2 separate regions of the Homo sapiens genome follow, and region 2 is linked to region 1. The links are chromatin contacts, found by Hi-C or POLR2A ChIA-PET in ENCODE. All regions are on one chromosome and are shown on one strand. The core of a region is the stretch at or near the end of the contact, and the rest is flanking DNA. Distances in the headings are between cores, read along the strand shown.

Region 1 (5,967 bases), core at 470-2,969:
GGCAGGCCAGGTCTCACTAACAACTGTTTCAGTACTAAGTGGTTAAATATTAAAAGCCAGTGCCCTTATACAAAGGCTGGGATGTAACAAAAGCCCATCAAGAATTTTGCCTAGGCCTTTCCTGGGCCTCTTAAAGCATACAAAATAAAGAAAGAATTCTTAACCGGACCCCTTTAGGATTAAACAAGTTTTATTGTGGTCTGAAGAAACTCCCCAGGCCTCCACAAACAAGTTTATTGGGGGGTCTAAGAGAACTCCTCAAACCTCCACCACTTAGCAGGAGAGAATACAAGGGCAATCACCCCAGCACCTGGACCCATTTAGGTTAAGTAAATTTACTGAGGCTCCAGAGGAAGGTTTTCAGGACTCAGACCTTAGTTACAGATTAAAAGAAGTTAATCACTTATGTCTTTAGATAAATGCACACTTACACATAGACAGTTCGCTTAGAAGGCATATAAGCTCTGAAAAACTGTAATTTTGAGTTGGTCTGGTGATAATTTCCAGGCCTTCTCCCTGCAACCGGTTACAGAAATAAAAACTCTCTTCCTCCCCAGCTCATCTGCATCTCGTTATTGGGCCTTGAAAAATAGCAGCCCAACCCTCAGTTTGGTCTGAGAACAGAAGGTTGTAGGGAGAGTAGCCTTTGATCCTTTGCTACTGGGGAGTGGGGAGATGGGGTTTTTCCTTCTGGTTTAGCTTTAGGAAGTTGGTGTTAATTGACCCTAGGCTCTCGGCCCCCAGACCCAGGTGTTTTCCTTTTGATCCAGCTTTGGGAAGCCAGCACCAATTGGTCTCAGATTCCCTACTTCCAGCCCTTGCTGTTTTTCCTTGATTGAGCTTTAGGAAGTCAGCACGAAGTGGCCTTAAGTACCCTGCCTCCAAACCCTATTCTGCCTCATTTTGGCAGAGTACTTTTATATGTCTTGGATCTAATAATAAAATATCGGGGCTTGTGTTTTGTATGCCTTTTGCTTTTCTTTTTCTAGCACTTTATTTTTTTGTATTTTCTAAAAGCACCCATCTGGGATGGCTTGGAGACAAAAACAGGTCCTTTAGCACAGTTTGAGATGCACTGATACAGAAGGTTACAGCACATTCTCAGTACTTCGGAGAATGAAGTTCTGAGATTCTGATTCCACGCCACATTCCAAGTTTTGAATACTGGTAATTTACGTCTGATTCTACATAAAGTTCTTAATAAAATCAGTGCTCATTTTCTCAAATAAGCTTCTTTAGAGGAGGAGGTCTGGGATCAAAAGTTGGGCTGTGAAGTGGCACAATGCCTGGATCTGTACATCCAAAAAGGAGTGGAAAATTAGATGATAATCGCCCAACTTTGGCTCCTAGACCCAAACCTTTTCTCTAAAATGGGCACTGGTGCAAATACCGTGAGGCCTTCCTGCAAAGAAGTGCCAATCTCAGGCGCCAGGGCACAGACCCAGTGCGTGTCACAGATCCTGTCCTGAGTGCTAGGCCGGGTGACGCCCCCACCAGGATTAAAGATCAGGCGCCCGCTGAGCCCTAGGAAGCAGTGACAGACACCTGCGCCTAGGCGGAGCGAGAAGAGCCTGGAATGGCTCCGGGCTTTGCGTCACGCAGCTCCGCCCCTCGGCCTATCTCACCCGACGCCGTCTCCGAGGGCAGGGAACGGTTGGCGGACTGAGATTGGAGGGATCAGCTCAGACTCGATGACGCAACGGGAGGCGGGGCGTGGCCGTACTCTGATTGGTGACGGGTGAGGCGGCCCGAAATCGTAGGACTTCCGAAAGCAGCGGCGGTGTTTGCTTCACTGCTTGGAAGTGTGAGTGCGCGAAGATGCGAAAGGTGGTTTTGATCACCGGGGCTAGCAGGTGAGGCCTCCTTTGGGTTGGCAGAGGCGGCAGCGGATCAGGGGTCCGAGAGAGCAGGGGTCTGCGACCCTCCACGAACGGACCCCGGAAGCGCCCGCCCCTGGCTTTGCCTAGGTTCCCCGGAGTCTGCAGCAGGTGTGGGGCATGTCGGCCTCTTGAGGTGCTCAGTAACTGGTGCTTTGTATTAAACATGACAGTGAAAAGGAAAACTAGAGCATCAGTAAGTGATGAGTGTCGCAGTGATGATCCTGAGGTTATCAAGGCAATGGGGTACTCAGGCGGGCTCCGCCCCTTTTCCATCTTTGCCTACTGTTCGTATTTATCGTCAGTGCCCAATATTTTGCTCCTGACCACGTGATCATGTCTTATACTCCAGGTGTTTTGTCTGTACAAGCCTTTTGCCTACAAATTTGAACACCCATGAACATTAGGACGGTGGAGAGAAAACAATCCCGTTTCATTTAGCTCAGTGCTAGAGAGCTAACATACTCTTCAGAAACCCAGAGAAAATTAATCTTTTCCTATGAAGGCATGGTTGGGGTGCAGAATAACCAGCTCATAATAATTCCAGGGTTGCTCGTTTAGTCTCTCAGCCTCTTCTGTTGCTTGTTTTACCTGTCATTTGCACTTCTGTGAAAAATGTGTGGAGGATGAAGCCAATCAAACCATTTTTCTACTAGTTGCATTTGGCATTTTTAAATGATTAAGACAGAGGACATGTTAAACATTTAAGATTGATCCACTTTCAATTATTTAACCACATGCGTATTAACTAAGCCAGCTTGGTAGGTGTCTGCATTTGGCAACTTTTTAGCATACCCTCTCAAGTGACTTTAACCGTTGATTGGTGCTTCTTATGTGGAAGGTACTGAGTAAGTCAGAATTGATTTTGTCTGTTTCTTTTACATATATTGTGACATGTGCAATTGTATATTAAATGCCTACTGTTCTCATGTGAGGACAAATAAATATTTTTGATGCTTTGTTGTTGGTGCTAATAGATTACTGATGGTTCCAGGCTCTTTTTGGGTTTTAACTATTAACATATTTGCCTGGAATCAGCTTAAGTCTTGAAAGAGAACTTATTACCCAGCTTTTCATTGCTATCAGCCAGGCTGGTCTGACTGCTGTCACCACTCCTATGCGGTTTTACAATGCTGGTTTTGAAGTTCTTTGTTTCCAAGTGGTGTACTCATCTAATATTTAGTGTATTCCTACCTTCTACTTAATCATGTTGAGTTCTTTCTTTTTCTATTATTTAATCATAGTTGTTGAGAGGGATTTGTACATCCTGCCATGTTACTGATGCCTCATCCTGAAAGATTCATCTGTTCCTTTATCAGAGATTTCTGGTGCTCCTTATGGTGTTTACGATACCAGTAGGTGGTAGAGCCCTTGCCCCTGAGGAGCCTAGACAGCAAAGTCAAAATGCACATAGGAAACAGCTAATAAGATGCTCTTTTGAGCCCTTACTGGTGATATATTAAATCATTTTCATGAGTGACATAATAGGTACAAAATGAAAACCACTGGCAGGATAAAGCCCAGTAGTAGAAAAACTAAAGAACAATTCTTGTTTTCAGTCCAGTTATTTTGTCATTGAAGTTTTTCAAAATGAGAAAAACACAAACTAGGCTGTGTCTCAAGCAAGTGACTATTGGAGTGTAGGATTCCTCCCTTCTTAAATAATTGTTGAGTCTTTTCTTTCTATCTGGGCTTCTCATTGGAGGTCAACTTGACACAGTTTTCTGAACCAGAGAGAAATGCCTGTACCTGATGCCATCCCAGATAACCCACATCTTGTGTCTGAATTGTCCTCCCAGTGGCATTGGCCTGGCCCTCTGCAAGCGGCTGCTGGCGGAAGATGATGAGCTTCATCTGTGTTTGGCGTGCAGGAACATGAGCAAGGCAGAAGCTGTCTGTGCTGCTCTGCTGGCCTCTCACCCCACTGCTGAGGTCACCATTGTCCAGGTGGATGTCAGCAACCTGCAGTCGGTCTTCCGGGCCTCCAAGGAACTTAAGCAAAGGTATATCTCTTGCTGATGGATTTTTTTTCTCATGTGATTGTGCAGCATAACACTTAATAAAATAAGAGAGGAAAGAAAAACCTGAAAAGAAACAGGTGCGGTGTAAGCAGTTATGTTGAGGAAGTCTGTATAGGGTGACCCATTGTGTCTCAGTACCACGTTTTCTTTCTTTTTTTTTTTTTTTTTAAAGAGATGGAGTCTTGCTCTGTTGCCCAGGCTGGAGTGCAATGGCGTGATCTCGGCTCACTTCAACCTCCACCTCCTGGGTTCCAAGTGATTCTCCTGCCTCCACCTCCTGAGTAGCTGGGATTACAGACATGCGCCACCATGCCTGGTTAATTTTTGTATTTTTAGTAGAGACGGGGTTTTACCATGTTGGTCAGGCTGGTTTCGAACCCCTGACCTCGTGATCCACCCGCCTCGGCCTCCCAAAGTGCTGGGATTACAGGCGTGAGCCATTGCGCCTGGCCAGTACCACATTTTCAGTCTCAATCATGATCATAATTATTTCATGGAGACTAATTTATGAGTACATCCTGATGTGTGATCAGTTGGTACTGGGATTACAGGCGTGAGCCATTGCGCCCAGCCAGTACCACATTTTCAGTCTCAGTCATGATCATAATTATTTCATGGAGACTAAGTTATGAGTACATCCTGATATGTGATCGATCAGTTGGTGCTGGGATTACAGGTGTGAACCATTGCACTTGGCCAGTACCACATTTTCAATCTCAATCATGATCATAATTATTTCATGGAGACTAATTTGTAAGTACATCCTGATGTGTGATCAGTTGCACTGCCTTACGTTAAGGTAACTCCTTTGACATTTGAATTCATTTTTTACATCTTTCTTCACATAATGAATTCATTAAGTAGATAAGGCAAGTAGTGAGTGACATTTAACAAGTGAAGAAACTGAGACACAGAAATAAGGGTAATATGCCTGGGAAGGTCATCCAATCTTATATTAGTTGGGTGGGTCCAAGACCCCAGGGCTTCTCCCTGCTTCCTAAGGGGTATTTTTTTTCCCTAGGCCAGTAAAGATTTGTTCACACCTTCACAGTAATTGGCATGTAATAGACATTTGATCAATAGTTGGTATATGAAGGAATAGAGTCCTCAGATGTATAACTCCCCTGAAAGTGAACACAAAATTGCATGTAGGTGCACAATGCATTTTTCTGAGCAGAGAGGGCTTTTTATTTATTTATTTGTTTTTAAATTGTAAGAGGAATTTATGATGAAAAAAGTCCAAGAACCCTGCACTAGTCTATGCTGCCCTAGGGCTATCTGGAATAATTAATTTTCAAATATTGAGGCACTTAAGAGACAAAGAACTACCTTGTTTCCTTGGACAGTAGAATGAAATGGGTAGAAACAAGGAAGGCTTTCTTGATGAAGATGTTTGCTGAATAAAAATACTTCACATTTTATGTGAATTGATAATCATTTGCATTTGCCTGTTCCAAATGCACAAGTTACAAAGTGAAAGCTAGTTTTCTTCACTCCAGCTCTTCTCAGTGTGGCCTTAGTCCTTTGTAAATGTGGTTTCTCTCTCCAGTACTGCTGAGCTATTAGAGTTTTCTACCGCATCTTAAAGAAAAAAAAACAAAAAACCTGAGATTTTCTAGGTTCTGTTTTCACATAAATTTTGATATATTCCATATCCCCTACTCCTCCATAACTTAAGCATCTCCAGGGCTGTGAAACTGTATACTGAATGTCCTTATGGAGATAAAAACCATGAAGTTGAGAGAAGTTATGAGTTTTAAATCATGTTTACAGGCATTCTTTTCCCAAACTTTCTTAGCCAGCTGGCTTCTTACCTGCTTTGTTTAGATTTTGTTATATTTTCTTATTTGGAAGAAAAGAACCTTCATTTCCCAGTTAATAATATCCCATTCCGATGCAGTTTACTTTTGAGACCCAAAGTTTTAACATTTATAGTACTGACTATTCCCAAATGCCTTCAAAGGTTCAAGATATTCGGTACTTTATCGCGAGTTCAGTAATTTAGTATTTCGTAAGATATTTAGCAACTTAGCACAGATTCAAGGCAGTGAGGCTGTGGGGCAGAAGGG
Region 2 (5,963 bases), core at 2,249-4,748, 260 kb before region 1:
TTAAGGTGCTCAGTCAATCACCTTTATTTTGAGATGGTAGTTTTTCAAGTTAGTATTACTTACTAGCTTTCTTGATGAATATAAAAATGTTGTCTCCATCATACAGAGCTGAGCCTCTTGTGGTATATTAAGATAAGTCCCATTCTTAATCACAGAAGAACATGGATATTTTAGTTTTTGGAGTACCCAGAATTGTAAAGATTTTGTTTCATTTTGTTTTAGGATAGCTTCTCTGCCTAATACTATAGGATATGTCATGTTCGTTATTGTAGCCACCTCCCTCAGATGTTTTTCACTATTTTTAAATTATATAATGACCAGTAGATTCACAGTAGCATGTACTTGACAAGTGCCATGGATATTTAAGAAGAAGGTAAATAATTTTAATATTTTTTGCTGTAATTTTATAGGAGCAGTGGACTGTAAGAGAAATATCTATAAATCAGAGAGTATTTAGGAAACTTTGTATTTTATAGGTGGTCATTAAAGTGATCTTCAGGATATAAGATAGTTTACACAAACTTTATTCTCCTGATAGGAAATTTTTATTCATTTTCCTACCACTCAGCACTTTTGTTCTGCCTTGTACTGCTTATGAGGATTAATGTTTTAAATTTGCTTTATTTGTGCTTTTCAGAGAGTTGTCATAATTGTGGCAGTTGTGTTTGTGGCACTGTAAATGCTGAAATTCATGGGAAACTTACCAAATGACTGCTTGAGTGTTATTTCCCATTAAATTGGGTAGCTGTCACAATAACCAGAAGAAATCTTGTGGCCCTTTTGAAGAAAGCCATGTATGTTTTGTTACCTAGGTTCATAGTATTTTAATTTAAAGGCAAAGAGAAGCATTCTACTTATTTGTCTTATAAACCATTAATCGTTTTTTGTGCAGAAGAGAGCTTATTTTGTTATACTGCTTTGTATAATGGAAATAAGTCACATTCTGGGGGAAAAAAACTGGAATTGTTTGTATTTTGTTTTTTTGGGGGGGGATCTTTATGTGAAAAATCAGAGCTACTTGTTACCATAAGCCCTTACTATCAACAAGATAATTATTTGTAATCACTTTTTTATCCCAGGTTGGAATTGCTTTCCCCTTCTAAGTTATCTTCCCTTAATAATATTTATGATACCAGGACAGTGAGGGTATAAGAGCAAATGTAGTGAGGTATTCAAAAATCCTGCATATATGGACTCAAAAGTTCTTTAGTTATTTGAATTATATATAGCTATATTATTTTATTAGCTTGGGTTGTCAGAAGATTGCCAATTTTAAGAGTAAAGAGGAGAGAGATAAGTAATAAAAATAGAGGAGGGGAAGAAAATGGCTCCCTTACTGGTCTTAGTAATCTTCTATATAGTTAATGAGCTAAAAAATGATACTTAAAGTTCCAGGTTTGGTACCGCTAGCATAGAAACATTGCCTTTCCTACACATTCCTCATCATTGTTTCCTCAGAAAATTATTTTAAGAGTTTGTGAAACCAGATTAAATATCTATATTCAGTTTGGCCTAATTTTTAAAAATAAATATTTATACTCCAGCTTTTGTGTATTTGGTGTACATCACCACTTATGCAAATCAAGGATCAGAAAACTGGAGGTTAGCCATCTCCATTATTTCCTTTTGCACATTGGGTACAGTGGGTGGCATTAGTATGCACTAGCTGCAAAGTCACAGCACCTTATGGAAATAAGTATGTTTATTATAATAAAAAAAAGTTAAGCTGCATCTCTGTAGATTATTTACTTTGCAGACTGTAAAGCTGCCCTATCTTTTCCAGCAGAATTTACTCTTCCATTCTTAATTCTTTTTTGAAATATCTTAAATAATTTAACATTCCTTTATAACTTCTTAACAGTGTCAAAACTGGGGTAGAAGGGATTTTATTTTTTCCCAAAAGGGTTCCATCTTTGCTATCTGTTGATCAGCCTTAGAAAATCTAAGTATGATCAATAAATTTTAATGGTTGATGGCATCCTGTGTCAGCTGGAGTAGTTGGTTGTGAATATTAAAACCTAGTACTATTTTCCCTCAGTAACATGTAATTGCTACATTTTTTATAAGAAGGTATGGTTAGAAAAAAATGTGAAAGATCACTTAAACCAAAGCCAGTTACAAGGAGTAATCTCTCCTGTTGGTTTACCTTCACCTCAGAACTACAAGAATATTACAATACATAGTGAATAGTTGTCTGTAACATTTCTACCAGTTGTTTCAGTAGCATATTGGTCTTGGCATTTCTTGGCACTGTGGTTCTGCTGTATTATTTGTGATGTCTTATTGTTTGTGAGCTTTTGTTTTTTTTTTAAAGAAAAAACAAAAACTAAGTGGGACTATGTATGTAGATGTGTGTCAGTACCAAAAAGTTATTTTCTCAAATCCCTAAATTTCTGATTTCCATTCAAGTCTTTTAAACTCTTTCCTGCTGAATAGCAAAGAACTTTTATTTTCCACTTTCCTATATTCCTAAAAAGTGTGAACAATGCGTTTCAGTTGACTGTATTGCATACTTTTTTGCTGAAGACTTTTTCTGTAAACACAATTGCCTTGTTCAGTTTTGTTGTAAACTGACTTACCATAAGATGCACTGTTGATAATGCTTTCTGATGTGTGTTTGATAAGAGTGATAAAATAAAAGCTTAAAAATAAAGGAGTTGCTTTTTAATTTCAACTTTTTCTATACTTAGTATAAATATTCAGATAACAGGTAAATATATTTATTTTCTGATTTAATTTTAACTAAAAGCTGCCAATAAAAATTTCCATGTAGCTTTAACCACCCATTTCTAAAGAATATGATTTTTCATTTTTGGAAATCTTGCATCATATTGGTAATACTGATATGTAATTTTTTATTTTGGAAAAGTGTTCTTGATATTATAGAAACAGCCAGGTCTAATGAAAAGAACCAGAGTTCAGAGTCAGGAAATTTGTGTTCTAATCTTGGCTGTTTTATCAACTTGGATATCTTTAATCCAGTGATTCTGCTTTGATAATAGCTGTATTTTTATGTTGTGAGGACCAAATGAGATAATAGGTGCAATAGTAATAAAACAGCCACAAATCATGAAGCATCAACTAGGTGATGGGTACCATTTTAGTTTATATCATGTTTAATGTTCCCTTTTTCCACATGGGAACTGAAACCCAAATAACCTGAGACCCAATTAACTGAGACAACAGAGACCCAATTAACCCAAATAAAGAGACTTGCCCGACATTTCATAAAACTGAGAGGTGGTATTTATATACTGGTCTGTCTGGGAGTGGCATTGGCATGTTGTTTTGGGAAGTCAGTGACAGATCTGGAAGATAAATTCAACAGGAAAATGTTGTTAGAAGGGACACCCTAAGAGACTGTTTTAATAACTTAGACTGGAGTTAAGAATATTTAAACCAGTAATTCTCATCCTTCAGCATATAACAGAATCACCTGGGAGGGCCTGTTAGGCTACCGACTGCTGGGCCCCGCCCCTAGAGTTTCTGACTAGTTCTTTGTGGGATTCGAGAATTTGCATTTCTAACAAGTTCTCAGGTGGGGCTGTTGCTGCTGCTAGGGTGGAGACTGCACTTTTAGAACCACTCATCTAAACAACGGGCATTGGTTAGGATTGAAAAGCAGAAGCAGGCCTTTATTCAAGGGCTACTTAGGAGTAGCTCAATCTCTTCATCTCCCTGATAGTAGAATAGTGACTAACTGAGCGTTATTTTGCACCAAACGTGCTAAATGCTTTTTGGTTAATCCTCCCAAGAAGCCTATTAGGAAGATATTAATGTTCACTTCATTTTATGGTTAAGGAAATGGATTGTTTAGCTTACTTCCTAGGGTTTACACAGTGGACAAATGAATATCTAACTTCAGAGTCACCAGTGTGCTAGGTTGCGTGCTAGTCAACCCAGTAATTCCTTCCAGATCCAGCTTCCCTTTTTCATTTCCTCAGATACTACTGGGTTTAGTCCTTGATCTTTTACTAGAGTTTCTTAGAAGATCCCTGTCTCCTGCCCTCTTGTCTCTTAATACTGCTAACAGTTTTCATTTTTAAAAAGAAGCCTGATCATGCTACTCATGTATAAAATTCTTCATTTTATTTCCTATTCTGCCCATTTGCCTTCAAAATTATGTCTAATTCTCTTGAATTGGCATATAAGACTTTTTACAATCTGGCTCCACCTGTCAATCATGCCTCCTATCTCTTTCCCTATTTATATTTCATGCTGCAGCTGCACCTACCTGTATTTCTGCAAAGTCCATCCTTTTTCCTCTTCTGATCCTCTTATTAAAATGCCATTCAGGCCAGGCACAGTGGCACACGCCTGTAATCCCAACATTTTGTGAGGCTGAGGTGGGTGGATCTCTTGAGCCAGGAGTTGGAGACCAACCTGGGAAACATGGTGAAACCCTGTCTATACAAAAAATAGAAAAATTAGCCTGGCATGGTGGCATACACCTGTAGTCCCAGCTACCTGGGAGGCTGAGGTGGGAGGATCACCTGCGCCCGGGAGGTCAAGGCTGCAGTGAGCTGTGATGACACCAACTGCGCTCCAGCCCAGATGACAGAGTGAGACCATGTCTCAAAAATAAAACAGAAAAAAATTAGCCAGGCATGGTGGCACGCGCCTGTAATCCCAACTACTCGGGAGGCTTAGGCATGAGAATTGCTTGAATCTAGGAGGCAGTGGTTGCAGTGAGCCGAGATTGCACCACTGCACTCCAGCCTGGGCGACAGAGCCAGGCTCCGTCTAAAAAAAAAGAAAAACAATAAATAAAACAAAGTTGCATTCAATTCCCTGCCTACCCATGCCCAGTTATCTGTGTGATAAAATCATATTGATCTTAAAACAGCTCAGTTGTTACTTTCTCTAGTTATCTTCCCTGTGCTCTTCCCTGTCAAATTGTTAGTAATTCTGTACCAAGTCTTTACTTTGTATGTATGCATTTCCTATATGACTAGATTTACCATTTTGTTTTGCCCCAAGTGTACTCCTTATCAGTAGTGGATCATCATATTCAGATCTGTATTCCTAGCACCTAGCCCCATGCCTGAGCTATAGTAATTGCTCAATAAATGTTTGTGGAGTTGAAAATGAATTCATAGAATCTGGCATCCAGTTGGATATGGATGACTCCAATATTTCAAAGAATGGCAGTTTAGTAGTTTATTTTATTTATTTATTTATTTATTTTTGAGACAGTTTTGCTCTTGTTGCCCAGGCTGGAGTGCAATGGCGCCATCTCGGCTCACTGCAACCTCCGCCTCCCAGGTTCAAGCAATTCTCCTGCCTCAGCCTCCCTAGTAGCTGGGATTACAGGCATGCACCACCACGCCTGGCTAATTTTGTATTTCTAGTAGAGACGGGGTTCCTTCATGTTGGTCAGGCTGGTCTTGAACTCCTGACCTCAGGTGATCTGCCCGCCTCTACCTCCCAAAGTGCTGGGATTACAGGTGTGAGCCACTGCACCTGGCCAGTAGTTTCTATTTTAGTTAACTCTATAGCAAAAGGAAATCATTATAATCTATTGATGTACAAATAACAAAATTGGCAATTTAATCAAATAACTTAGAAATTTAGAAAGGTAGACTTTGGATTTTAAAAATATAGCAGATTATGCCCAGTCACGGTGGCTCACACCTGTAATCCCAGCATTTTGGGAGGCCAAGGTGGGTGGATTCCTTGAGGTCAAGAGTTCAAGACCAGCCTGGCCAAGACAATGAAACCCCGTCTCTACAAAAAAAATACAAAAATTAGCTGGGCGTGGTGGCATACACCTGTAATCCCAGCTACTTGGGAGGCTGATGCACGAGAATCGCTTAAACCTGGGAGGCGGAGGTTGCAGTGAGCCAAGATTGCGCCACTGTACTCCAACCTGGGTGACAGAGACTCTCTCTCTCTCTCTTTCTCTCTCTCTATATATACATATATATGTATATATAGCAGATTATTTTTGTGGAACAGTTTTT

Evidence for each region. Hi-C counts contacts between places; a loop is a spot of excess contacts on that map. ChIA-PET counts read pairs that join two places held with the same protein, here RNA polymerase II (POLR2A). Pooled maps may share reads with other maps.
Region 2: a pooled map shows a loop between it and region 1 (4-fold over the local background). The contact joins the enhancer-like site here to the promoter of HSD17B7 in region 1. A Hi-C loop is called at or near these places in 1 of 37 single-sample maps with no recorded cell type and 2 of 50 pooled maps. POLR2A ChIA-PET finds 5 or more read pairs at or near these places in 3 of 52 experiments (PC-3, activated T-cell and endothelial cell of umbilical vein).

The regions. Positions count from the first base shown.
Region 1 is chr1:162,788,983-162,794,949 of GRCh38, forward strand. HSD17B7 (hydroxysteroid 17-beta dehydrogenase 7) reads left to right here and starts at 1,720. Exons shown (of 9, transcript NM_016371.4): 1 at 1,720-1,853; 2 at 3,677-3,880. The coding sequence starts at 1,819. RefSeq lists silencers at 1,648-1,707, 3,104-3,304.
Region 2 is chr1:162,526,958-162,532,920 of GRCh38, forward strand. UHMK1 (U2AF homology motif kinase 1) reads left to right here. Exons shown (of 8, transcript NM_175866.5): 8 at 1-2,674. Among named protein-coding and RNA genes, the nearest start is that of UAP1-DT, 31 kb to the right of the region's middle. Within about 2 kb of position 3,499, at least 3 of the 41 ENCODE cell types and tissues checked have a DNase peak (open chromatin) inside an H3K27ac peak, as active enhancers do.